3 separate regions of the Mus musculus genome follow, and all the other regions are linked to region 3. The links are chromatin loops, found by intact Hi-C in ENCODE. Cell type or tissue: left cerebral cortex. All regions are shown on one strand. Links, peaks and the distances in the headings refer to the core of each region. The heading gives the core; the rest is flanking DNA. Region 1 overlaps Med12l (mediator complex subunit 12-like). Region 2 holds the start of P2ry14 (purinergic receptor P2Y, G-protein coupled, 14). Region 3 has its middle 15 kb from the start of Gm24382.

Evidence for each region. A loop is a pair of places that touch in the nucleus more often than their neighbours do. Peaks named below come from ENCODE experiments on the same cell type or tissue, not always from the same donor. Only the 100,000 strongest peaks of a DNase experiment are listed, where the experiment ranks them.
Region 1: a loop joins it to region 3, with 2.4 times the contacts of the local background. A loop is called at or near these places in 12 of 42 quality-filtered maps.
Region 2: a loop joins it to region 3, with 5 times the contacts of the local background. A loop is called at or near these places in 5 of 42 quality-filtered maps.

The regions. Positions count from the first base shown.
Region 1 is chr3:59,308,875-59,317,430 of GRCm38, reverse strand. It overlaps Med12l (mediator complex subunit 12-like), which reads right to left. Exons shown (of 44, transcript NM_177855.3): 43 at 4,497-4,578; 44 at 1-2,734. The coding sequence ends at 2,682. It overlaps Igsf10 (immunoglobulin superfamily, member 10), which reads left to right. Exons shown (of 7, transcript NM_001162884.1): 7 at 1-696. Among named protein-coding and RNA genes, the nearest start is that of Igsf10, 31 kb to the left of the region's middle. In left cerebral cortex, for the core only: no CTCF peak of the experiment used is centred there; DNase peaks (open chromatin) are centred at 4,613 and 4,975; H3K27ac peaks cover 211 bases.
Region 2 is chr3:59,126,406-59,134,961 of GRCm38, reverse strand. All of the region lies in intron 15 of Med12l (mediator complex subunit 12-like), which reads right to left. P2ry14 (purinergic receptor P2Y, G-protein coupled, 14) reads left to right here and starts at 4,200. Exons shown (of 2, transcript NM_001287124.1): 1 at 4,200-4,468. The coding sequence starts at 4,466. In left cerebral cortex, for the core only: no CTCF peak of the experiment used is centred there; a DNase peak (open chromatin) is centred at 4,303; H3K27ac peaks cover 398 bases.
Region 3 is chr3:60,108,193-60,116,748 of GRCm38, reverse strand. No RefSeq gene overlaps it. Among named protein-coding and RNA genes, the nearest start is that of Gm24382, 15 kb to the left of the region's middle. In left cerebral cortex, for the core only: a CTCF peak has its summit at 4,288 (motif pointing right); a DNase peak (open chromatin) is centred at 4,283.

The sequences.
Region 1 (8,556 bases), core at 1,860-6,859, 800 kb after region 3:
GAGCCTTGTAAATTAAAAAAGCAAAAGTCATTCAGTTAGCCCAGATCACTAAGACCAAGAGCTTTGTTAGCACATGCCATTCATCTGGAACTTGATGCCTACTTTCCGTAATGCCTACTTTCTTTTGGCCCCTACCTCAGACATGAGCTGACTCCAGTTAACATTGGTACTCTATGGCTGCCAGAGGTCAAATGATACCCACCGTAGAGTAGTCTCCCTCTACTTTTAGATGAAAAAGGGTACATAAAACAAGAAATGCCACCCTCTAAAGATTCAGCTTACAATATAACACAGATGTTAAGGGGTTCTTATAGCCAGAAATGGTAAGTATACCCAATTCCATTAGATTTCAAGGTCTGGTCTTTAATTTCCTATCTGCAACCCACCCAGCAAATGACAAGGTTCTGCAATAGAGCTTTTTCCTTAGGACAATTTTAATGCCAACCACATGCATTTGCTATGAAAGAAAAAAAAAAACCTCTCAGAATGCAGAATTAAGTGGCAGTAAATATAATAACTAAATTTAAAATTCCAGTTGCTTTCCTTGTAACGCGCAGGGCAAAGAGCTCTAGGTTTTTCCTCATCCCCCACGGCATCTCAGAACTAGAGGGCTTTAGCATGATTTACCTTCCTCATCTTAACAAATAAAACAAACAACGACAAAGGAATAACCATAGCCTTCATGTGCAAAATGATTAATAAATTAACTTCTGCAAAGTTTAAAGTGCAAACAAATGCTATGCAGTTCTAACACTCGTTCTGCTGTTCACAATATTGAGCTACGAAAAGGACAAGGTTCAGATTGAAGCTGGAGTTTTAACCATCAACAATCATTGAATTAAGACCAGAGAGGACAGGATATGGCCCACTCACTAGGCACAACATTCACACTTCGGTGGTTTTGCGAATGCAATCATATGGTCTATTACCCGGGGCGGGGGGAGGGAGGAGGATAGCTTCGTGAATTTTAAGAATGACTCTGGAGAGGAAAGCAAAGCGGACATATGGGACCACTGAAATGTACTGCACTGTCTGAGAGCAGAGAGAATGTGAACTCGGTGGGAAGAATGGTCTTTAATGTTTGGCAAAGTCTTTTCCAGCCCAGAGTAAACACAAAACAAGCAGGCTGGAGGGGTATATTTCACAGTGTACACAGCAGTTCACACGATGTCGCCATGGCAAAGTAAGCAAACATGGATCTGAGGTCATTTGAATGAGTCAAACTCTGCAATGGGTAACTCACCTAGGAAGATATAAATTATTTATAATAACAATCTGCGAAAGAAATCATCTGAAGTCGTACTAGCTACATTTTAAAAAAGTAGTTCTACAGGGTCTGCTCTTCATAGACAATCTATTCACAGTATGCTTGACTACATTACATGTGAAATCATATGGCAAAAAGAAAGTGAACCCAACAAAGGACAGGGAAAGATCCCTACATGTCTTAAAATGCCCTGCAATTTTCACATTCAAAATTGTATGCATCTAATTCTAAAAAAATATTATACGGAATACTCTTAAGTTACACAAACTGATAATAATTTACTGTATTTTTTCACTCTAATAGGAGCAAATTACCACATACTTGAACAAAGTTAAAATAGTTACTATTTCTTTATAATAAATTTTGATGTATAATTTACTTTACTTGTGCTTTTTGCACCGGTTTATAAATACAGTAGAAGCAATACACAACCAAGACTGACACCAACATTAATAATTAAATTCAAAATTGTAAATACTTACCATACAAAATTAACAGCAAGTATACCTTTGATGACTACCAGAACCCTCTGGAAACCATGTCAAGTCTGAGCACTGTGGAATCTAAGGCCAGCTGTGAGATTTTATTTTATTTTTCTCAAGTTGGCATGAGGTTCTGAAGAACCTAAACTGGACAGTTATTTTTTTTTTTAAACCAAAACTGGCAGTAAGTAAAATGGACCGATTCCACCGTGGTTCTTCTGGCCTCCCGTGGTTATAGGTTGTACCTTCATGAAGAATCTGGATAAAGATTTTGCCACTGGGAACAAATTTGAGTGCAGCTGCTTCTGAGAGACTCCCACAGTCCTCCAGGTGGCTCTTGCAGAAGCCCTGAAGAAGCGGAAGTACTAAGCAACAATCCGTTTCAGCACCTTTGGACCACAACAAAAGCGAAGCCAAGTCCTTCATAAATGCGAACGAAGTTTATAAAGTGCTTATGAAAATGATCAACATTTCAAATTAAAGTGATGCAAAAAAAAAAAAAATGTTCACCCCACCGCCACGGTCGAGTGAAGAGCTAATGTGTCCACTCCCGCGAGACCTGCCACAGCTTTCAAATCAGTAGTTTGGTCCACCACAGGTTTAAAAAAAATCGTTAATGAATACATAAATATTTAAACCTACCATAATTCATTCTTTATGTAAATATGAGATAAAAAAGCACCAGTTTCAAAAGGTCTGCTACCACACTATCTGGAGTAGGCCTGTATGATCCACATTTTAAAACCTATTTTAAATCTGATAAAACCAAACCATGACTCCTTTACTTATTTAAATACTTCTGCATGAAATGTAGCATAAAATATAGGAAAACATAAATAACCAAAGACCAAAGGAGACGTCTTATGAGGACTACTAAATTTGATTTTCTGTTTTTCAGTGCAAACATAAACTTCATGTCTTCTCTTTCCGATTCAAAAGTGTGAAGGGTGTGCACAGGGAGTCACTCCTTGCTGTGGCTGGTTACCTAAGGGGAAAGCAAACACAACAGTTACAGATGTGAACTGGTGCTGCAGATAACACCTTCTCTCTGGCGGGCCTCTCAGTAACAGCCCCAGGTATGGGAGGACAGAGCAACAGGCTAGACCCTGGGGCCAATAACCATGTAATGTGACCAAATGTATTCTGTAGAGGGGCCAAGTCTACAGGAGAGACCCACAGCTGCCCACACAATGCCTCGGGATTAGATAGATTGACTCACAGTGTCCAAGAGCTGTATTCCAGCTCTTGACACTCTGGGGACAGCAGAGCAAGCTGACATGCTCTTCAGATAAGTCTGCAATACAGGACTCCTCAGTGCTGATTTATAAACACTATAAGGCCAAGCCTTCAGGTTATATTCTCTGCAAGAATTTTAACTCAAAAATATCGTCGTATTTCATTGTTTTAATCACAGATTATTTAATAGAGTATACCTACTTAAAAAAAACAGCTAGGAAAAAAATTGATCTTACTTCACGTAACCAAAATTAACTGAGGCTACATGAAAACATACACACATATTTCAGGTTTGGAAATTAAAGAAAAATCTCATGTATGTATTCATGGAACATGGTGATGTGTTACATAAAGACACAGACAAGTGTACATTATATGTTAAAGACCAAAAACAAAAACAAAATAAAATAAAGAAAAATTAAGATATGACTGGCAGAGACACCAAGGAGTGTGGAGGGAGGTGGGGGGCAATTCTCTCTGTCAAGATTCCCACATGCAAAGCAGTCATGCAAAAAGCTACCCCTCAGCCACAAATGGATGCCACATCACTGTTTCAACATGCAGCAGACTCCACCCTGTAACTCAGAAACACTGAATCTGAAAGCCACGGGAAAACGTGTCTCCTATACTTTCATAGGTGGGAAAACGTGACCTAGCCAATAATGGCCACCTTGGCAAAGAAATCAGGTCTTGTGACTCCAGGCCACTATGTTTCACCACACAAGGGACTCACTCCATCTCTAAAACGATTCTATCCTGAGATACTGGTATAGGGGTGATCTAAGTCAAGGTCATGGGATGAGTTTCTCCTTAAACATTTCTAGCTCTATAAAAACAAGACCCGGGCATGGAGTTGAGGTTAAGCAGTAGAACACATGTCTGGAACACAGGAAGCCTTGGGTTCTATCCTCAGCACCATAAAATAAAACCAACAAAAGGGGGTTGGGTGTGCTTTGGGAAAGTCACATAAAACAACAGGAAAATACTGAATTTAAGGGGAAAAATGTGGCTTTTCCAGGGGAAGAAAAAGGTAAGTCCAAAACTAATCAAACTAAGACAAAGTGAAATACCTCAGACCAAGCCAAACATGAAAAAAAAATGTATGTATGTATGCATGCATGTATGCATATATTATGCATATATGTATGTGTGCACATATGTGTGCATGCATGGATATATGTGTGTGTATGCATGCATGTATGAATAAATGAATGTATGCATCTGTATATGTATGTATGTATATGTGTATGTATGTATGCATGTATGTATGTAACAAAAGTAGTCAAATAAAAGAGGAGGAGTGGACAGTGGAGGTCTAGGAGGGGTTTAATGGAGAGTAGCTGAGAGAGGAGACAGAAGAAAGCGAGGAAGGAAAGTGATGGAGCTCTATTTCAATGAAAAAGTCTTTAAAAATGTTTCAGAGGACACAGTGTGATTTCTGAAGAGCCTACTATGCCGGGCTTGTCGCTGACTCCCAGACTCCCCTGGCTCAGTGTGAGATAGGTACTTACTAGAAAGCTGCTTTTGGAGCTGTCGCACCAGGGCGGCTGTCTGTTGCTGTTGCTGGGTCTGCTGCAAGCCTTGCCTGGGGAACTGTAATTGCAACAAGGGGAAGGATGAGTCAGCCACTCGTGCTCCACAAGGCACAGGCTGTACCTCGGGGCTGGCTAAGGCACGTTCACATGCTCAGTTTGGATACGTCTGGTTTTGCCTACGGTACAGCTGGCCAAACAGTGCTTCCCGCAGGTACTTGCTTGGCATTTATCTTTAGAGTTTCCATGAAGAAGTGCTCACTACAGAGGTAGCCCACTCATCCAAGGACCTCTCTGACAAGATGAAAGCTCTCTGCTGTGGAGATCTGTCCAATGCCAACAGACCCCATGGGCAGGGCAGAGCAGAGCCTGTGAGATAGAGCATGGGTTTGTGGAACATCTGACCTCCACCTGACAGCCATGGCAGGGTGAGCTGGGCCATACACAAGAACACTCACATTTTAAGGAGTTTTCTCCTAGCCCTGTCTGAGGGGACCTGGAAGTACCACACAAGGAACTGCAGCTGATGTTTGAGGAGCATGGGGAGACTGACTGATCAGTGTCTGCTAGAAGCAAAGCTGTTTTTGATTAGAATCACCAATGATACTAGGACACTTCCTAACTGCAGGTGTCGGACTGCCTCTCTTTCTTTCCTTTCTCTACTCCTCAGCTGTCTTCTTGCGACTTAGAAACAACTGGGATGCTCTGATACGAGCATCTCTTAGTCATACACAAAGAACTGGTTGTTTCCTGTTAACCTCAGTCTGTGCCATCTGCCTGTATGGAACACAATAACCAGGCTGTCACAGCACCCTAGAGAGCATCTCCAGAGATAGAAAGTGAGAGCTGACCTAGGCCAGGGAGGAGCATGGTAAGGAGTTTTCTTTATTTTTGCCAGCTTCTTCCACAGTGGCTCTCTGCCAGCCTAGTGCATCCAAGGCAGCCGTGCCTGAGCTCTTCCCTCAGGTAACTGGGCTCTCTCCACCTCCCCTCTTCTCACCACACTAGGCTGAGAGGTCTGTGCTGTGCCTGTAACACATCTGCATTGCTTGTCCTTAATCTGCTTCACATCCCTAACGAGTTTTTAATAAGACCATTCTCAATGTGAATGCAACATGATTCCCTCTTCCTTGGAGGTCCTCAGTATGACTAAAAGCTGCCCAGGACTGTTAAGTCATATAGGAAATTCAAATACAGAATGCATAGCTAAATGTGAATTTCAGACAAGTAACAAGGAATTTTTTATTTTACTAATATTTAATATTTCACGTGACAAATACTGAATTTAGTCCAAGTAACCCAACAGAAAATTTGACGTAACACTTTTGCTAACTGCTTGCCTGAAATTCAGATTTAGCAGAAAACTCTAACTTTAGACAGCATTGCCAAGATGACTCTTCCATGTGTAATGGCACACAAAGATGATAAGCCATTGCCAGCACCAACCCTCTCCACATACAGGTCTGGGAAAACAGAACAACAATCATTCCTCTGTGTGGAAAATTCAGGAAGGCACGTGTTTTCTTTTTAATTCAACCATTTCAATGCTTAGAATCCTATTTAACAAGTCTTGCTATGTGCCATGAACTATTGTGGGCATTATAGGTATACACTCTGGCGCTTGATTCTGACGAACAATGATGTTAACAAAGCTTTTGGTACAGGTGCTTTCATGTTTAGTGTGTGTCAACATGGAAGTTAGTATGTTAGCTCTCATCACGTCATGTAGGGCTGAACCCTTCTCCACACACACTGCATTTCTGCAAACATTCATCCACACAGCCCCCTTCCAGAGAATGCATAGAGAGAGAGAGCTGGATGTCCCTTCTCCTCAGCTTTGGATGTTTAATCTTGAATTTTCAGAGATATTTGAATTTAGACTATGAATAATAAAGACCTATGACCCTTTACTACCAATATTCTCATGATACAGGTGGGAGCTGTGTCATTTGGCTACTGAATCCTAAGGGCACTCTTAGAACTATCGATCTCAATTTCTCATAACAGAGCACGAATTCCCCGAGAAAGACCAGTATAAAACTTTTGTCTGTGGCTGCTGGTCAAAAGTCACAGCAGTTCTTAACTAATGCTGCTATCATGTATGTTTTTTGAAAGGCAAAATGGAATACAACATAATCTTCCCCCAAGAACGAGTGCATTTTAAGTCACCCAATTAAGACAGCATAAGATGAAAAGAATAGACTTAGTTACACAGTATGGATATTATTTTCTTGAATGTTGGAAGGAGCTTCATTCTACATCTATCAAACAGAGTTAATAGTCATTTAAACACACGAACCTTTAAAGGATTATAAGTCAAGAACTACACTTATGACCAAGCTTGAGACACCACACAAATTTCCCCAGAAAGGACAGAGGCTACCACTAGTTGCCCTTTCTTCCCAGACCACAAATGACACAGGAATGCACACAAAGTTGTCACCACACTTAACTGATGGTATTGGGCTTCTCTTAATCTTTCACACTCACTTTACAGAAAAGCTTCCATAGGATACCTTGAAGAGGTGACAGTTTCTGTCCTAAGGCAGTTTTGACCTTAAAAACACCTTTATACAGTGATTAACTTGGCTATGGGTATTCATTGTCACTGCCTACCATGTCCCAACTGATGCTACCAACTAAAGGAGACTGACAAAGTCACAGTCAAAAGGCAACAGATGTAGCACTGCCTTTCATGGTGGCTTACGCTGAAGCTTTCCAACATGGGCTCCACGTTTCTCGATCTTTGGATCTCTGTTAGGGCTTCAACTCTATCACTCAAAATAGAAATGCTATAGTCTTAAACCCCAGGATTGTGACATTACTTGGAGGTAGAGCTTTTCTAGAGGTAGCCATGATTATTTCCATGGAATCTAACACAACATGAATGGTACTCTCATAAAAAGGGAAACGTGGGCACATTAGTGCAAACAGTGAGAACGCCACGAGAGGGTGGCACAAAGCTCAGATACTAAAGGCAGCCAGTGCACAGTGAGGGACTGGAACAGAGGCATGGCATGGGCTCTCCCATCAGCAAGCAGAAGGAACCACCATTGCTGAATTCCCATCTTTCACTTCCAGTTTCCAGAACAGAGAGGAAAAAAACACAAACCCACTTTTAAGCCACGTAAGTTCACATACCTAACTAACAAATCAGTACAACTTCTGAAGCTCTTCAACTAAAAAGGTCTACCCACCATATGCTACTTTTCATGTACAACATGGCCATTCAGCCATTTCCAGTGATTCTCAGTCCTCCAGTAGCGAAAAGCATACTCGGTACTTCCATGGCACTCTCCCTAATGTCTCACAGGCTGCTGGCCTCTACTGAATATAACAAATAAGTACTGATCTAAAATCCACTGTACCCGTCGGCAGGCAGGGAGTGGCAGGTCAGGAAGGTGGTGTGGTAACTTACTCCTCCCTTCATGCAACATCAACCACAACCCCAGAGAAGTCCAAGCTCACCTCTCCTCAGCAACCAGCTCACCACCCTCTTCTCCAAAGATGGGAACTGAAGGGGAGAGCAGGCCTGAAACACGAGTTGGATCTGCTAAGGATGTCTATTATGAATAGAAGCCAAGGTGTTTAAAAAATAGTGAATCTCAGTGAACGTAATCAAAAAAGAAATGTAATTTTTTTCCTTAAAGTTGCTGAGGTATTGTGCCCTTGATATTGACATACATAATTAGTTGAAAATATTTTTGTATCTGTTTTCTATTATGAGACAATGAAGAAGAGGTATAGAATACATACCAAAATATCTTTAACAGTACTATCTTTAAAACTGGTAACAGTCCAAAATTTTAACAGTAGAGGAATGGTTCAGCAACTGAAAAATAAAACTACATCAAAAAATAATTTAAAAGTATGTGTATACCCAGGTGTAGTGGCACACACCTTTAATCCCAGTACTGGGAATGCAGAGGCAGGCACATCTCTGTAAGTTAAGTGCCCACCTGAGCTAGATAGTGAACTCCAGGACAGTCATGTCCCACCCTGTCTCTAAGTGGAAAGTGAAGAGATGGCTCAGTTGTTA
Region 2 (8,556 bases), core at 1,352-6,351, 980 kb after region 3:
GCAGAGGCTCAGCCACAGACAAAAGGCAACCTGCCCCGGCCACCTGAACAGCCTGTGGGTACTGCGTCTCCTCCTAACCAGATTGGCCAAATGACTTCCTAAATCAGACTGAGAAGGTACCAGCAGAAGATCTTCCCTCCCTCTAAACCAATAGAGACCACCGTTACCATATGGGACACAAGAACCAAAGGGCAGATCTCTTAGAATATAAGGGTAGGCCACCCACCCTTTCTTCCCCCATTCTTAGTAGGAAGGTAAGAGAATACTAAAGCAAAGAGGCTGAGCTGCAGTTTAAGGATATATAAGACTTCAACAGGCGAGGAAAAGACCTTTTTTAGGTGAAGGTACAAGACCAGAAGCGGTAAGGATACGTGGTGTGTTTGGAAATGAGGTATAGCCTAACCCACATAAAATGCGAACTTCATGATATGGCTGCTCTACTCTATTGTGTGGGTGGGGGTGGAAAGAGAGTCTACCAGGATGGGAGTTAGTACAGTGATAGCTAAATATAATATACAGATTGGATCAAGTCAGACACAGCAATAAGAGTTGCACCCCAAGTTAGTATATAGAAATGTATTCTCTAGCAGTCAGGTCCAACCTCTCCCCTCCAGGCTGCATGTATCTCATGCCCAGTATATGTTGGTGCCAGGTCATATGGTAATGTTAAAAGAGGGACACCCCCATGTCTCCTTGTGTAAGCCAGCCAATTTTATTTGACACTGGATCTTCAATCCCAGATAATGGCATTATCTCACTGGACAGAGCTCATGTCCTGTCCCGGGTCGGTGAAATTCCTTAGATATAGAGCTTTGAGCTTTAATGAAGTTCAGACGAATAAATAAATTCTGCTCTCACACCCTACCAGTTCTCCTTTCAGTTTACAAAATATAAAACAATCATGAACAGGAATGTTCAACGCCCACCTTCCTCGGTGCACGTTCACATGTGGCTGGCTTCATCCTGCAATGAGTCTCTATGCTAATCCAGTCAAAGCAACCCAAGTTGGAGCCACACACTCCAAGCTCCTTGTCTTAATAAATATACATGTATCTTACTCAAGGATTTCTACCTGTCTGGGCACATTCTAGTAGTCAGTGGGTGTCACGTGAGCAAAGCTGCTGCCTCAATTCACAAAAGTATTATTTCCTTTTAAAATAGTTGTTTTATGCTGTAGGTAGTCACCAGACTTCAGAAATAAGTGATCATATCCAGTCTCACCGTGGCTTTCACAAATACATATTACACGAACAGGAAAGAGAAACAAACATGCAGGAGTGTCACTTACAAAACGCATATACTAAGTAATGTGGAAGAAAAAAAATGAATGCCTTAAACATTTATATTCTTCCAATTCCATGCAATAAAAATAAATGTGGTAACCACCAGAGATCAAAGCCTCACTAATAGACCATGCCTGCCCTCACAGCTCAGGAACTAGGTAGGAGAAAGCAACAAGCAGCAGCTGTGGTCCCGAGCTGTGGTAGCACCCAAGGGCCTGAAGTAGCAGTGCCCGGATGGTAGTGAGGAAATGTCCGCTGGTGGCTCGGGGGAGGCAGATAAGTGGCAGCTCCTTCTTGCTGTTGTGGTGAAGACAGAGTTGCTCTGTATGTTGAGATAAGAGGCAGGGAAACTTCTTCCATAGTGGGTCCAAGATGTGTCTAGAGGTGGTACTTCTACAGAGAGAGGAGATACTCAGAAAAAACTGAAGGCAAGCTTATTAAGAGTCCTGGCATTAGCTCAGTGTTGTTGAAAAGATAAACTTTGTCTCGATGCTTTTTTGTGTTTGCTCGAAGGCTGAGATTAAGCACTTAACTTTTAGGTGATACACTGGGAATGATACCAATCCCACGTATGAATTACTCATTTATAGAATTTCCCATTTAATATTTAAACCACCACTAAGGGGAAGTTACTGTGTGTAAAAGCACTTAAAACTGGATCTTCAGTATTTGTATACTCTCATGGCCTCAGGATGAAAGGGATAAATGACCATGGATCTTTGGAAGCACAAAACTCTCCATAGTGGGTGGGTTCATGGCCTGCACATGAGGCACAATTATCCAGCCTAAAAAGGCAATGTGATTCTGCTACATGCTTCAGCATGTTATGAACCAAAATCATAATATACTAAGTGAAATAAGCCAGCCACCCAAGGGCTAAGTGATGCCACACGTCTAAAGTACCTACTGAAGTCAAATCCACGTGGATAGGAAGCAGGGTGGCAGCTTCCAGAGACAAAGAGATGCTTTTGTAATGGTGTTAGAGTTTCAGTTTTGCAAGATGAACAGATTTCTGAGAATGATGGTGGTCATGGTTTCGTGACAATGAGGTAACACATATGTCACTGAACCATCCCTGAGAAGTGGTCAAGAGACTGAGTGTGGTGGTTTGAACCTGTAATCCCAGCACTGGAGAGGCTGGGGTAAGGTGAGGTGTTCAGACTCTGCTCTGAGAGACACTATTTAAAACCCAAAGGCCAGGTGTGGGGCACACACCTAACTCCATCCACAAGTACAAAGACACAAGGACTACAAGCTCTGAGGCTGCTGAGCTCCTACAGGAAGTCCAGGTGAGCCTGAAACTCACAACAGGGTTATTTCAGAAAAGAAAACAGGTCAAGACAGAACATTTGTGTGCACTTTCACAATTAAAAAACAAATGCTGCCTTTATATATCTTTTAAAAATAACGAGTAGGCTGAGCAATGGGTAGTGGGGCTGGATTTGTGCAGTTTCCATGAAGTCACACAGGAAAATAGATTACAAGGTAGAAGGGAAGTGAAGACAGCACACAGGAACTATTTTCTAATGCATCTGCAAAGGATGCTAGAAGAACAGTTTGATAGTTGCTTAGGAGATACGAGACAGTTTGAGGAACTTTTACTTTTGATTCGGTAAGACAGAGTTGGGCGGGAGGGGAAAATGGTGAGACCAAAAAAAAAAGAGAGAGAAATCTAAGAAAGACCAGAGAAAATGCTCCAGGTCCAGTGCTGGGTGGAAGCATTCAAAGTTGGCTTAAGCACATGGAGGAACCTCGGCATAATGGTACAGAGAGATGGTGTGGTATTGTGTTAATCCAGAGTACAACTGGAGAGCAAAAAAAAAAAAAAAAAAAAAAATCCATGGGAACAATTTGTTAAATACTCAGAAACAGGTCAGTTAGCAAACCAACATGGAAATAGTGCTATCCAAAATCAGACCGGAGTTGTGCTGATAAACTGGAGAAAGGTCGGAAGTCCCTACGCACCACTAAAGGATGGTGCAGACTGGGCACAATTAGCATCCCACAAGGACAGGGCATGTGTGTCCCAAAGAGGGGGCTGGCATCTTTTGAACCACTCTCTGCTCATCTGTTGCTGCATTGCCAGTACAGGGCAAGGCTCCTGTGGACACCCACACAGGTGTGCTTTACTCTCAGATAAATGTTCAGTTTTCCAGAAAAAATAAAGCAAAGGGGAGTGGGGGAACCTTAGCTAGTTAAAACCATGTGAATCAAAACTTTAAAATGAATCCAAACAGAGAACACTGTAGCTATTATTACTACAGCTTCACACAAAAGGTCATGGCTAGACATGGGAACAATCCATCCTCCTGCCGGCTGGGTTCCTCTCCCTCTTCACACACCCCTTCATGCTGTTTACCCTTGATCAGGCCTTGACAATCTGTAACCCTTAGCAAATCTACATCAGCTCCAACTTATATAAGCACAAACTAGAGCCGGCCTCCAAAAGCTGGTGGAAATCTGTACTGCTGGATGCTCAGGAATTTGGCGAGCCATCAACATTTCAGAGGGTACTTTAAATGTTTTGGTTTGAGCCCTAATGCAGCACTTCCCGCTTGTCAACATGAACAGCCCAAGCTAAAAAGCAAAGTACATTTCCCTCAGTACCAGTCAGATGTTATACTAAGTCGCTGAACCAATCTTACCTACAGGGACTGTGGAGGCCAGAAGAATTGGTAAGTAGGAAAATTCCATCCAGTTCAGGGTAGAGTCAAAGACTACAGGTAATCCCAAAGTAAGATGGCTTTCTGCACTTTGAGTCTCCGAAATTGTTCCTATGTGATGAATGGAACACTGGATTTATAGGTGAGACTGGACTTTCCCTACGTTCAGCAAGGTAATGAAGCATGATTTTCTTCTGTGGGCTCACGGACTAGGAATTGGGAGTTCCTCTTTTAAGCAAGCTCTCAGGCTGATGCAGAATAGCAGTGTGCAGTAGCAGAGATGGGGTTAAAAGGAGTTATCTGATCCTGTGAAGGGGACAAGTGCAGCTGGGTTATGACGCAACCCTCGGAGCAAAGGCAGCTCAATAACTAAAATGCTTAGGAAAGAAAACAAATACAGAGCATGAAGGCCGCCACCCCAGCAGAGCTGAAGCCAGACGTGAAGGAGTTCATGTAAGGGAGTCCCTGCTGTCCTCCAGACACACTGATGCCTGGGCTACGGATGGGGACGGGGACGCAATGGTAAGTCACACTCTAATTTCAAAAGAGAGAAAGAGGAATCAGAGTGGCCTCCTGGTGCTTGTGTCTTAGGGTTTATATTTTCATTTCCTTGATCCTTAAGTTCTGATTTCTTCCTCTAAGGCTTAAAAAAAAATACGTAAAGAGTGGTTTTAGTTTCAATTCACGAGTGGCGAGGATGAAGAAGATACTTACAAAGTTCCATCTATAGTCTACTTTTCTGTAAATTGTAAAGTAACTTAAATGAAGCCTGACTAACATTTTTGTAACCTAAAATATACTTATGGTAAGCTCTAGTTTATTTATTCAACCACCTAAAGATTGATAGGTTAAAAAAAAAAACCTCATTTGATGGAAAATTTGTAAACTTGCAACTGTAGGGAGAGGTTTTGAGACTCAACCACAGCGTGCCCTCATGCTGAAGGAAGTTTAAAAGAAGTAAATTCAGTATTTACTATATCCTGACAACTTTAAAATATTAGCTAATCACAAGAAATTGTTATGGGTTGGGGTATAAAATACCTATGACCACTCTTCCTAAAAATAAAGAAGACCCTTCTCTGCCTTTAGCTCATGTCATGTGCACAAGAGCCAAGAGACACTGTGACAGCATGTCATGATTTTATATGACAGGGAGGATTTCTAGTTAACAGGTCCATGCACTGAGCTCATAGGTTACTGTCCTCCACCTTTAAGACTTGGAACACATGCTGTCAGATCGTCAGGTCACTGGGTGTTCCGAATAGGCAGGGGACACTGGAAAAAAAAATCTCTGTATGTCTCTGTCTTACCAATCTGAAACTGAGTTTAGCAAGTTTCAGAGTCAAGGTGACTTGTCTAATTAAAGGGCAAGACTAGTACTCAGAGAAACCATCCGGCTCCCAATCTATTTCCTTGTCTCTAGCATACAATGACTATGACTAATAAAAAATGTAATTTATGCATGAATAGGAGAGAAATGCAAGACTGTGCAGAACTGGCTAGCCCTTTAGCTGGATGTTTACATAATAAGGGCAGTAATCGAGTTATAGAAAATAGTTAATATTATTGGAGTCCCAAAAAGGGGGGGGGGGGCGAAGCAAGCTTGCAGATAGACAGCTAAATCTTGATATGCTGAGATCCTGAATAACATTATTTGTTTGGGTTTTTAACTTTTTAACCCGCTTCACCTCTGTCCTAGTACCTATTTAAGCAAATAGATATCAACAATTAAAAAAAAAAAAAACCCCTAAGGCTTATATATCTTGCCCATAGCAGCTGTTCAATAAAAATTTACTTCTTTTCCCATCCTCTGCACTAGTAACTCAGTAAATGAGAGGCAGTACTGCCAGAGCGAAATCAGCACAAAATTACTCAACCTGTAATCCAAAACTGAGAAAGTTACAGTCATATGTGAGACTCAGGAGAAAGGACACCTTATGTAGCAACTTACAAATCATGTTAACTCCTCCAGAAAACTGAATATTGTATCAAAGAACAGGGAGCCCATAACTACCTACTAGATCCACCAAGTGCAGCCCGCCCTGCGTGGCCTGCACTCTCCAGAATCCAGCTATTCCTTCCCTGCCTGAGTTCTACAGTTAGGCCTGTATTCACAAAGATAGACACAAGAGTTAAGTGTGTTGATTCACATGCTCACCAAGCGTGTGTGTGCATGCATGCGTGAGTGTGTGTGTGCGTGTGTATGTGTGTGTGTGTGTGCGTGTGTATGTGTGTGTGTGTACGCGCTTGTGCGTGCGCGTGCGCGTGCGCGTGTGTGTGTGTGTGTGTGTGTGTGTGTGTGCGCGCGCGTGTGCGTGTGTGTGTGTGTGTGTGTGTGTGTGTGCGCGTGTGTACTGAGGCACTTTCCATGTTGCTGAATTACTTCATCAGTCCTTTGGTATTTGCTCAATATACACAGATTGGAAGCTAAAGTATTAAAACCAACAAACTAAACAGAACTTTAAATGCTTTTATTAGAAAGCACAGTTAAACACACTGTAGCCAGACTGCTCAAACGTTTCTTCTTTAGGGTCACTTTTCCCTCCTCCAGATCATGGGAGACTCTTAAGGAGCTGTTCACATGCCCATCCACACTACTGTGCTGTAGACTAAAGATGTAAGAAGTTCTAAAATGTTCATTTTAAGGCAATTTAAAAGAGCTTAAAATATTAACCTAAAAAGCATGAGTTCACAAAGAGCTTATATAGGTAAGTCGCACTGTGCTGTAGTTTCGACCATCTGTTTAATACCTGGTCCACAAAAGCAGGCAGTTCTCAGAGCCCTGGACCACTATATGCTACTACAGAATGCTGTCTTGGCAAAAGAATCTAAAAGATCTAATCTCATGCAAATTATCAGATAAATTGGAGCATGCCGTGGCATATCACACTGTGGGAAGATTAGACACCTCTCCTACAAAGGCTAGACAATCTTGTGCCTGCAAGGGAGTTGGGAAGAGAAGAGGAAGGGTTAGGTGGTGGGCATGGAGGGAGAGAGTACTAGGAGAGACAACTGGAATTGGGACATCTCTAGGACAAGTTAGAAACCCAGTGCCATGGAAACTCATGAGAATCTATGAGGGTGACCCTAGCTAAGACTCTTAGTGATACGGAGCCTGAACCAGCCATCTCTGTAGCCAGACAAGACTTCCAGTGGTGGCACTGGGACACCAACGCAGGCACAATCCCCTCGACCTATAATTTGTTCTGCCTGCAAAATGGGCAAGGGTAAAGGTGGCACAGAATTTGTGCGAGTTGCCAACCAATGACTGGTCCAGCTTGAAACCCATGCCTATCCCTGACACTGCCTGAGAGCCAGGACCCAGAGATAAAACCTATGATAAAAACTGATCCCCAGTGACATTTTGCTATACTCATAGACTGGTGTCCAGTACATTGTCATGAGAGAGGCTTCAGCCAGCAAATGATGGAAATAGATACAGAGACCCACAGCCAAACATTAGGTGGAGCTTGGGGACTTCTTCAGAAGATGGGAGGGCAGGATTGTAGGAGCCAGCTGGGTCAAGGACACAAGAAAGTCCACAGCATCAACTAACCTGGGCTCACACGAGCTCACAGAGACTGAACTGACAACCAAGAGTGGTTTCTTAAAGGACAGCAATGTGCTGCTAAAGTTCCACATACAACTTACATTCTGCTACACTGAATTCCTCCTGTCTTGATGTTTAAATAGGTCTTTCACTCATATTTAATAGGCTAAATTTTTGGAGAATATGCATTCACATAAAACATTCTAGGCCTAAATGTTCATCTTAGCATGTTAAAAGCAGGGTTCACATTGTCACTGGTGCCCTGTCTCAGTATGGGGAAGTTGTGGCTCGTGACATTAAATCCTAATTTCTATAATTCTGTTCTCTGGAAGAAACTGAATAAAGGAACTGTGGTTAAGAGCACACAACCCAGATGAATAAATTATAGCCATAGTTACACCAGGAATAATGTGCAGGAATATATATGAGAGTCTCTACATCAACAATCAGAAGAAATTCAAAGTGCTATTAAATTTGTAACTTAGCGAGCATTTAGATTTTCAGCATAGTCACACCTCACCAATAACATTTACGTAAACATTCAAAAAAAACAATAACAACCTTCAAACACACTGAAATCTGAAACACTTCTGGTCCTAAGCATTTGGGGCAAGAGAGATTCAAACTGTACACATAAAATAAGATTTTAGCTGTTTACACATACGTATGTGTCAGAATGATAATACAAAAAACATCAAAGCTTACAGCATGCACACTCTCTCAATCACAGCACTGGCTGTTTGTGTTGCTATGACTGAAGGAAAATATAATTAATAAGAAAGTAAATTTTTGGGGTGGGTGGGTAAGGGGGACTTTTGGTATAGCATTGGAAATGTAAATGAGCTAAATACCTAATAAAAAATGGAAAAAAAAAAAAAAAAAAGAAAGTAAATTTTTAAAAAGTCACCCATGCTTGACCTCTGAACATATAATAAATCATGAGCCACGATTATTACAGCCTTGTGGCCAAAGATGTCTACATAATTTGTCTTACTTACAACTTGACAATTTACAAAAGAACACATTTGAAAACTCTGCAGGTTCTGACCACATTCGTCAT
Region 3 (8,556 bases), core at 1,753-6,752:
ACTCAGGGTACATGTCATTTCTTCCAAGAAAATGGATTCTGTAGATAGACTACCTGTTCTAGCTTAAAGGCCTAAGAAAGCAGCTGACCTGGTCTCAGCCATACAGATAGCATAGAGGTCATTTGGGTTATGAGCCATGTCTAGTCCTGATGGTGGATGCTTGGAGAGACCCTTGCTAAAAGGGTCATTTAGACTACTACTAACCTCCTCTTGTAAGAGCTTGATATAACCTGGTCAAACAGAGAACACAGAACACTATGGCTATTAACCATTCCCAATTCCCAGCTTTCTGGGTGGAAGAACAGGTTTTATATCTTTCCATTAGAAAACCCAATTCTGCTTGCCTAATATTTCTCTCTGGAGATCTGTGGGCACAAAGTCCTTCCTGCTATGTTCCTAAAGTTTTCAAGTTATGATTCAGTATTTACTAGGCATTCTTTCTTGTGAGCCAGAAAAGTCACCATACGGAGTTTACGAAGACAAAAATTATACCCAGCATGTTCTCAAACCATAAACTAGAAATTAATAAGAAAATGATAACTGGAAAGTCTCTCGACAGTGTAAAAAGCAAATTCTACATTTTAAAATAACATAACATGTAAGTCAAGGGAAAGAAAGGTGTGTCTTGAACTATATGACACACAGTTTATCCATATGAATTGGCTACAGTAGAAGAGCTCCCAAAGGTTAGAAATAAAACAAAAACAAAACAAACAAACAGAAATCCAAAATGAAACAAACAAACAAACAAAAACAAAAACAAAAAAAAACCAAAAAATCCCAAAACCCTGACAGAAGCTGGCTAGGTGTTTTGCAGACTTGAATTTGAGTAAAATCTGAACCTTCTATGTGGAATCACAGACCATCCTTCTGGTGAGTATGACTGCTATATGTATAGCTACACAAAATGTACAGCTCTCCAAGAGGATGTATAAATTATTACTCATGTTACCAACTGTTAGGGGTTCTGCAGTGGAAATAACCTTGGAAAGTGAATGTCCAGAAATCCTGCAAAGATTCCACTTTACAGCAGATCTATTGTTAGATATTTATTGGGATGAGGGGAGCAAGAGGCCTTCTCAGAGCTGGGACAAGGGAGAGAGAGAATCAAAGAGACAAAGAGAGCAAGTGAGACAGAACTATAGAGCAAGAGAGCAGACAGTGATGGCAGGGAATTTCTAAAGGGCACACATCATATTTGGCTGCTGCTGCTGCTGCTGTGACTGCTGGCACTGAGTTACTGGAGTTGGGCTGGGGTTAATACCAACAGTACTTTGATTTATTAAAATTCCCTAATAAATTTTCTTTTCTTGGGCTTATTCTGACATTCACCAAGGAAGGAAGACTGCACAATCTCCCTTAAGTGATTAAGTTAATATGATATATACCATGCATATTATTACAATAATGAATAGGAAAAAATAAATAGCTTGTTTCTATATTTTATAGGTAAAAAGACAAAAAGGAGAAATTGGAGATATTTCATATTAATCCTTGAGTCTTTTTTATGAGGTTGAAATTTTCAAAAGAGGCTTAATATAAAAACCAGGACATAAGAGGAGGCAAGAGGCAGGGGCCAGTACTTCAATATATCTGCTGGAGGGAATGGGCCCTGTACTTTGAAAATGTTACTGATGTTTCCATTACACTGTTTTTGTGTGACCTGCAGAGGAAAACACAATCTGAGGTACCTGAAACCTGTCAGTGCCTCAGCCCTAAGCCATTAACAGCCTCTTCCCCTCCTCTCCAAAAATGAGGTAGCATCTACATCAGAAATGAGAACCAAGAAGGACACTTCTGTCTACTGTGAGCAGACACCCTCTCATCATCGTGAAAATTTCTGCAGACCCTTCCAATGGATCAGGACAAGAAGTCCAAAGCATGGTTTGCAGAGTAGGGCCTGTTATAGGGAACCTGTCAGGAGGCCAGCACAGTTCAAGTGAGGGCTTTGACTCTCACCCCTGACATGAAATGAAAGCAGCCAATGTCCTCTTACTGAATCATCTCATTAGCCAGGAGCTGACTGCTCCAACAAGATGAGCACACATTGTCTCTGGAACACTGGACACACACACATTCCACTCTTTTTGAAACTCGTTTCTGTTATTGCAAGACATTTCAAATATTTTAACTTTCTGGTTAAAAGGGAAAACCATTACAGCTGTTAATTAAATGTCATTTGTGTTAAACAATTGAAGGTTTGTAAAATTACTATTATTTATATTTGACTGCAAGGTTTATGATATCTATCAGGAATGTGAAATCATGATCAGGAGTCTCTGAGCTATTTTTGAACATAAAGATCTTTCTTTATGATTGATAACTGTGATAATCAAACCCCTTGTTAGCTTCACTGGATTTGGAGATACACTCATGGATGTGTCTGTGAACATTTCCAAAGAGATTCAGCAGCTGGGGAGGGGAGGACCCACTTTGTAGATGCCAACTTCCTAGGGGTTGAGGGACCAGAATGAATTTCAAGTGGTGTGTGTGTGTGTGTGTGTGTGTGTGTGTAAATGAAAGAAATCCTACATACACCTGTGTTCACCTCTTGGTGCATCTTGACCAGACACCTCAAGTTCTCAACTCCATCTCTGTGCCTTGACTGGAACATGAACTACCACACACACCCCTCTTTAAATTGCTCCTTGTCAGGTCCTTTGTCACAGCCACAGGAGAACTAACCCATACAGTAGTGTCATGTGTCCATCATTAATATATTGAGACTATTTAATTACATGTTTTATGAAGTTATCAACTATTAATCATTAGAATCCCTCTACAATATCATATTATAATAATTCAGTACAGCCAGGAAATATGACATGTTTACACAGACCTTGGTGGATGGAGATGCCATGATTCTAAGGTTTACCTTGACAGGAAACAAAGCGTCATTATACTTTTCATAGGCCTCGCTGTGAGTCACGAGGAGAGAGAGTTTAGGGTAATGGTTTGTAAAGGTGATTCTAGGGAGATTGTCTGCAACACATCTGTCAGCCTGTGGAAATGTGCAGGTCAGAATTCATCTGGACCCACTGAGTCAGCAAGAACCTTTGGAAGTGACCGGGAAAGTGTAGTGGTAATGGGGCTTCCAGAACAGTCTAACTCAGGTAGTGCTTGAGCAATATGGGTCTGGAGATAACACTTTGTAATATGGCTTGGATGTGTCTCTAAACCTCATGTGCTAAGTAACCCAAAACACAAGTATAGTGGGGGGCACCTTTCAAAAGTGACATGAGAAAGCTGCCCTTTGAATGAACTAATGACAGTATTATCAGAGTAAGTTAGTTATTATCAGAGAAGGGTCCTGATCAAAAGGGGGTTCAGCAGCCCCCTTCCTGTCCCTACTACACATAATTTCTTGCCTCTTTATCTTTTTCCACAGGAAAGTGAAGATCAAAGGCCCTCAACAGATGTATGCATTTGGGCCCCCAGAACTATTTAAAATAATAATAATAATAATAATAATAATAATAATAATAACAACAACAACAACAAAGAAGGAGCTCATATACAATGTCAGGTATTCTTTCACATCCTGGTGCCCTGTGTCAGCATGAGCTGTCTCCTGTGTGAAAACATCTGGAAGCTCTATGCTTCCTTAGATTTTTTAAAAGAAGGTCAATGAGAGCCAGCTGTCCTGTAATTCTCAGACCAGATCATGTTGAAATATCAGTGTCCCAAGAGCAGAGTCTGCAGGCATCTTTTGAGCAGGGGGCTGAGGTGAGAGAGCAGGGCAGGTAGTGAGACTCCATTGAGTCTCTGGTCATGGCAAGAATGAAAAGAAACATCTGGCAACATACTAGTACAGCCATGCAGAGTAGCAAATCCTTAACCTAGTGTGTGTCCAGCATCCCACATGTTCTCCTGTTAGGACAAAGAGGGACTTTATTACAAAGGATGGAAACTTAGTCCAGAATTCTTTTATGGAGAACTTAATTGAGAAGATGATGCTAATTCACCAGCAAGTCATCTTTATTCCAGGTCACTAGCTGACTTACAGTATTGACAATTTGGACTATTTTGTGCAGGTGTGAAAACATCTACACGTTTCTCTGGGCAATCTTCATGGCAAAACAGCACAAGAGGAAATATTTAAATTAACTCCATGGGGTCCATGACACAACTCATAAGTTTATTATTGAAAAATATGTTAGAATATTTTCTTAATTATTTAAAATTATTTAGAATATTATTCTAAATTCCCATTATCATCAAATAGCCTGCTGAGGACTTGAAATGTTTTTGCTATCTGGGACATTGCACTGACAAATCAAGACCACAAGAGGGGAGTAAAAGCATGTAGCTTGTCTTTATATTGCAGATACTTTGGGTGGTTGGTGCAGAGTTTGCTAGTTTGATCAAGATTTGTAAATGAAGAAAATATCTAATAAAAAATGAAAAAAAAAGATTTGTATTCACAGAGACCTTACTCATTTGTAAATGAAATAACAGCCATAAACATTTAAAAATTAATGCACACATTATTATATTGTTTATTTCCATCAAGACTGTTACATGATAACTTATTAAAATGTGATTCTGGAATATTGTTCAATTAAGCAACAAGTTCACCTTAACGTCATTGTCTTTTAGGTTCATGAAAGTGTCTTTCAACATCCATTCACAAGCGTGGGCTTGCACCGTGATAGACTGTGCAGATGCGTGTGGTCACCCTGGGAAGTCTGAGTAAATAAATAAAATTAGCTATAACTATGACAGTGGGCAAGGAGGATTTGTTTAGGCACGTTTATAAGATATTTTCATTTTGTTTCAAGGCACGATCCTGAAAACTCCAGGGTGTTGGCATTTAGTTCTTTACTTTGAGTAAAATTCCTCCAATCATGAGGATTTCATTGTGATGATTAAGATGCTATTTTGTATCTTCTTGAAATTTTTAGCAGTTTTTGAACATGACAATCTGCTTGTAATTTTCAACAAAGCCCCACACATCACACAGCGCGGCCTGATGACAGCTCCAGTTGTTCAGCAGTGCAGGGCCTCAGCTCCAGCTTATGTCCTCCCTTTAGCCTTGTTCTAGTCGAATCTTGGTTAGGGTTCCATGCATAAAGAACACATAAGGACACTAGGCATACCTCGTATACATAAGGCCTTATGCAGAATCCGCAGCAACCCTAAAATGAAATAACATAAAAGCAACTTATATTTTGTAACTTCAATTATGGCAAGTATCCATGGAGTCCCAGGCCAGGCCTTGTCCTTTGCCCTCCTAGCCTTGATTCCCTGGCATGAGTCAGAGTTGGTTAGCTGCTCCCCCCTCTTGAAGGCCTCTGGACTTGAGTGAGATGCAGCACCATACATTTTCTTTCAGATGTGTCTTGGAAAATGAGTTCTTGTAACTGCCCTAACTGCCTTGCGTCTCTTACTTAGCTCTCTTATACCCACAAGCTGGGTGTGAACTTGAGGTTTGGCCCTTCCTGTCCTAGGTCTGCATAAGGGTTTAGACTTACAAAGTTTCAATTCTTGGTCTCTGTTGTTTTGTTCTCAGTTGCTATGAAAAACAAATAAAATAGGAACAAATAGAGTCTCAGACAGTGGCCAGCCACATCATTTATAATATCAAAAATTTTACTCAAAAGTTGTAGACTTTGAGATTTGAATGTTTTTATGAGAAGCAGGCTAAGTGACCTCAGTTCTCTGAAAATATCAATCATCCCATCAATAGGAGAGATGTGTTTCATCCAGGGAATGTAGTGAGTATTTCTTCTGTACAGAAACTGATACATTCTGCTGAAGGACGAGTTACCTGGACAGTCCAAAACCTTGAGAGAGGTCCTGGGTGGAAAAAAGGGACTCAGGACAACAGTAAAATACAAGATTCATGGCTGAAGACATAGTTCAGCTGTTATGAGTATTTACTGCTTGTACAGATGACCCCGTGTTCAGTTTCTATCACCCACATGGCTGCTAACAACCGTCTATAACTCCAGTTTCAGACAAGCACCTGGGATATTTTTTGGTGAGCCTACATACATGGAGTATATGCAGACATACACACAAATTAAGTGTAAATATGATAAAAAGCAATTTAGATAAGACAAGTTATTATGAAGTAGTTACAGATGGATGCTATGGAGTCACCCAGAAAGGCACAGCTGTATCAGGGTCCTTTCAGCAAAATCTTGCTAGTGTATGCAATGGTGTCAGCATTTGGAGGATGATTATGGGATGGATATGGCAGTCTCTAGATGGTCCATCCTTTCGTCTCAGCTCCAAAATTTGTCTCTGTAACTCTTTCCATGGGTGTTTTGTTCCCATTTCTAAGAAGGGACAAAGTGTCCACACTTTGGTCTTCGTTCTTCTTGAGTTTCATGTGTTTTGCAAATTGTATCTTGTATCTTGGGTCTCTTGTGAGGCTAAGCCGGGGCCTAGCAAACACAGAAGTGGATGCTCACAGTCAGCTATTGGATGGAACACAGGGCCCCCAATGGAGGAGCTAGAGAAAGTAGCCAAGGAGCTAAAGGGGTCTGCAACCCTATAGGTGGAACAACAATGTGAACTGACCAGTACCCCAAGAGCTCGTGTCTCTAGCTGCATATGTAGGAGAAAATGGCCTAGTTGGCCATCAGTGGAAAGAGAGGCCCATTAATCTTGCAAACTTTATATGCCTCAGTACAGGGGGATGCCAGGGCCAAGAAGTGAGAGTGTGTGGGTAGGGGAGTTGGCGGAGAGGGTATGGGGGACTTTTGAGATAGCATTGGAAATGTAAATGAAGAAAATACCTAATAAATTAAAAAAGCATCAAAAAAAAGACAGAAAAGAAAAGCACAGCTGGCACTGAGCAATAGCATCTGGACATTGTAGTGGGACTTTCTGGTGGACAATAAGAAAACATTGGATGAATGTGAAAAAATGACTTCAAACAAAGGCAAAATCAATTGAAAGGCCACTGAACTATCTCAGGTACCAGGATAAGGGCTTTAACTAAGCAAAGGTCTGCAGAGGAGGAAAAATAAAGCATAAATAGAAGACGTAAATAGAAGAAAGCAATGGCCAGTTAGAAGCAGAAGAAAACAGATCTGACAGTTACAGCAAGAAATTAATTCCAAAATACCTTTCATATGACAATAATTTTATAATTTACATTTTGTTCATGTTAATCCATCTTTGCTCAACTATCAAACAGTCAACCTACACTTATAGATATTGTTATATAATACATACACGTGTGTAGGAGTATATAAGGTGCACTTATATAATAAGATACACTTATATAATATAGTTAATATTTGATACAGAAATGTCTGCCATTTGCCAAATGTCATTGCTTAAAATTCTGGAAATTTCCTGAGGAAAGTCTATTTAAAGTAATTGTGAACAGAATAATTACATTAAATTCTAATTTAATATCTGTAATTCTAATTAACCCATCAAAGATTTTATTCTGTGCTATGGGAATGTAGATGAATTTTAAGCTGCAGTGTCATAGTCATCAGACAGGTGGAGATAACCCAAAGAAAGTGGTCCAAAATTTGTCAGTTTTCTAAATATGGTACGTGAATGTTCATTGATTCAGTGTTTAGATGCTGAATTATCTCTAGACAGTACCTACTTGGAAAATGAGCTTTTCCAGGAACCAGTTTAGTTTTATGTAAGTGTCCTCTGTAGAGTGTCTTCCTGCTATCTCTGACATGTTCCCTCCCTACACTGCTGACACCATTGCCCTCAGCATAGAGGGAGATCTTCTGAAGAGATGCCAGCTGTAGCCTCTGCCTGTGTCTTAGGCAGCAGGTTTGCAAGCCACATGCCACTCATGATGATTTCCTTGAAGCTTGGGGTGGAGTAGTCAGACTTCTAAGGGAAGTGTCCTGTATTCTGGAGCTTACTTCTATCATGATGCTGTCATCTGCACCTCTCAACTCCCTACCTAAGACTCTAGTCTCAGCAGTTTCTTTCCCCTAGACTCAGGGCTGTTTAATACGGTCAGTATTTTTTTTAAAAAAAAAATAGTCCCGAGAAAGCCTAAAGATACCAATAATTTGTCTGCCACCTTGGCATTGTGAGGTCACCCCACTGCATCACTCGAAAGGGATTTTCCTTCCACACTTGTCCTAGGGCACCTGAGCCTACCATCAGCACAACACATAGAATTTGTCTTTTCCAGCAAACCTGTGCATGCAACAAATACAGACACTCCATGCTCACTGTGAGGTATGGTGCTGTCAGAGCCATCTGACAACTGTGAGGATTCATGCAGGTGTGTGGTCCCCATTTGCTGTTGAGAAACTCCCACCCCCACCCTGACACATGCATCTTAAGTATATCTGCTGGCTTCACTGCTGAAATCTCTGGCAGTTAATGGAAAGCTAAGCTTTTGATCATGGACTATCAAATATCAGATTCCGAGTGGTTAATAAGTTGTTTTATTTTATTTTATTATTGTTTTTAGATTATGTCTCTCTTGAAAATTCCAAGGCAACATCAGTGTTCGAGCTGTAATTCTTAGGCAACGAAAATAAGGACATTTTGTTTAAAAGTGGTTTTGTATCTTAACTAAACACCTTAGTCAACTGGACAATTTTTATTGAACAG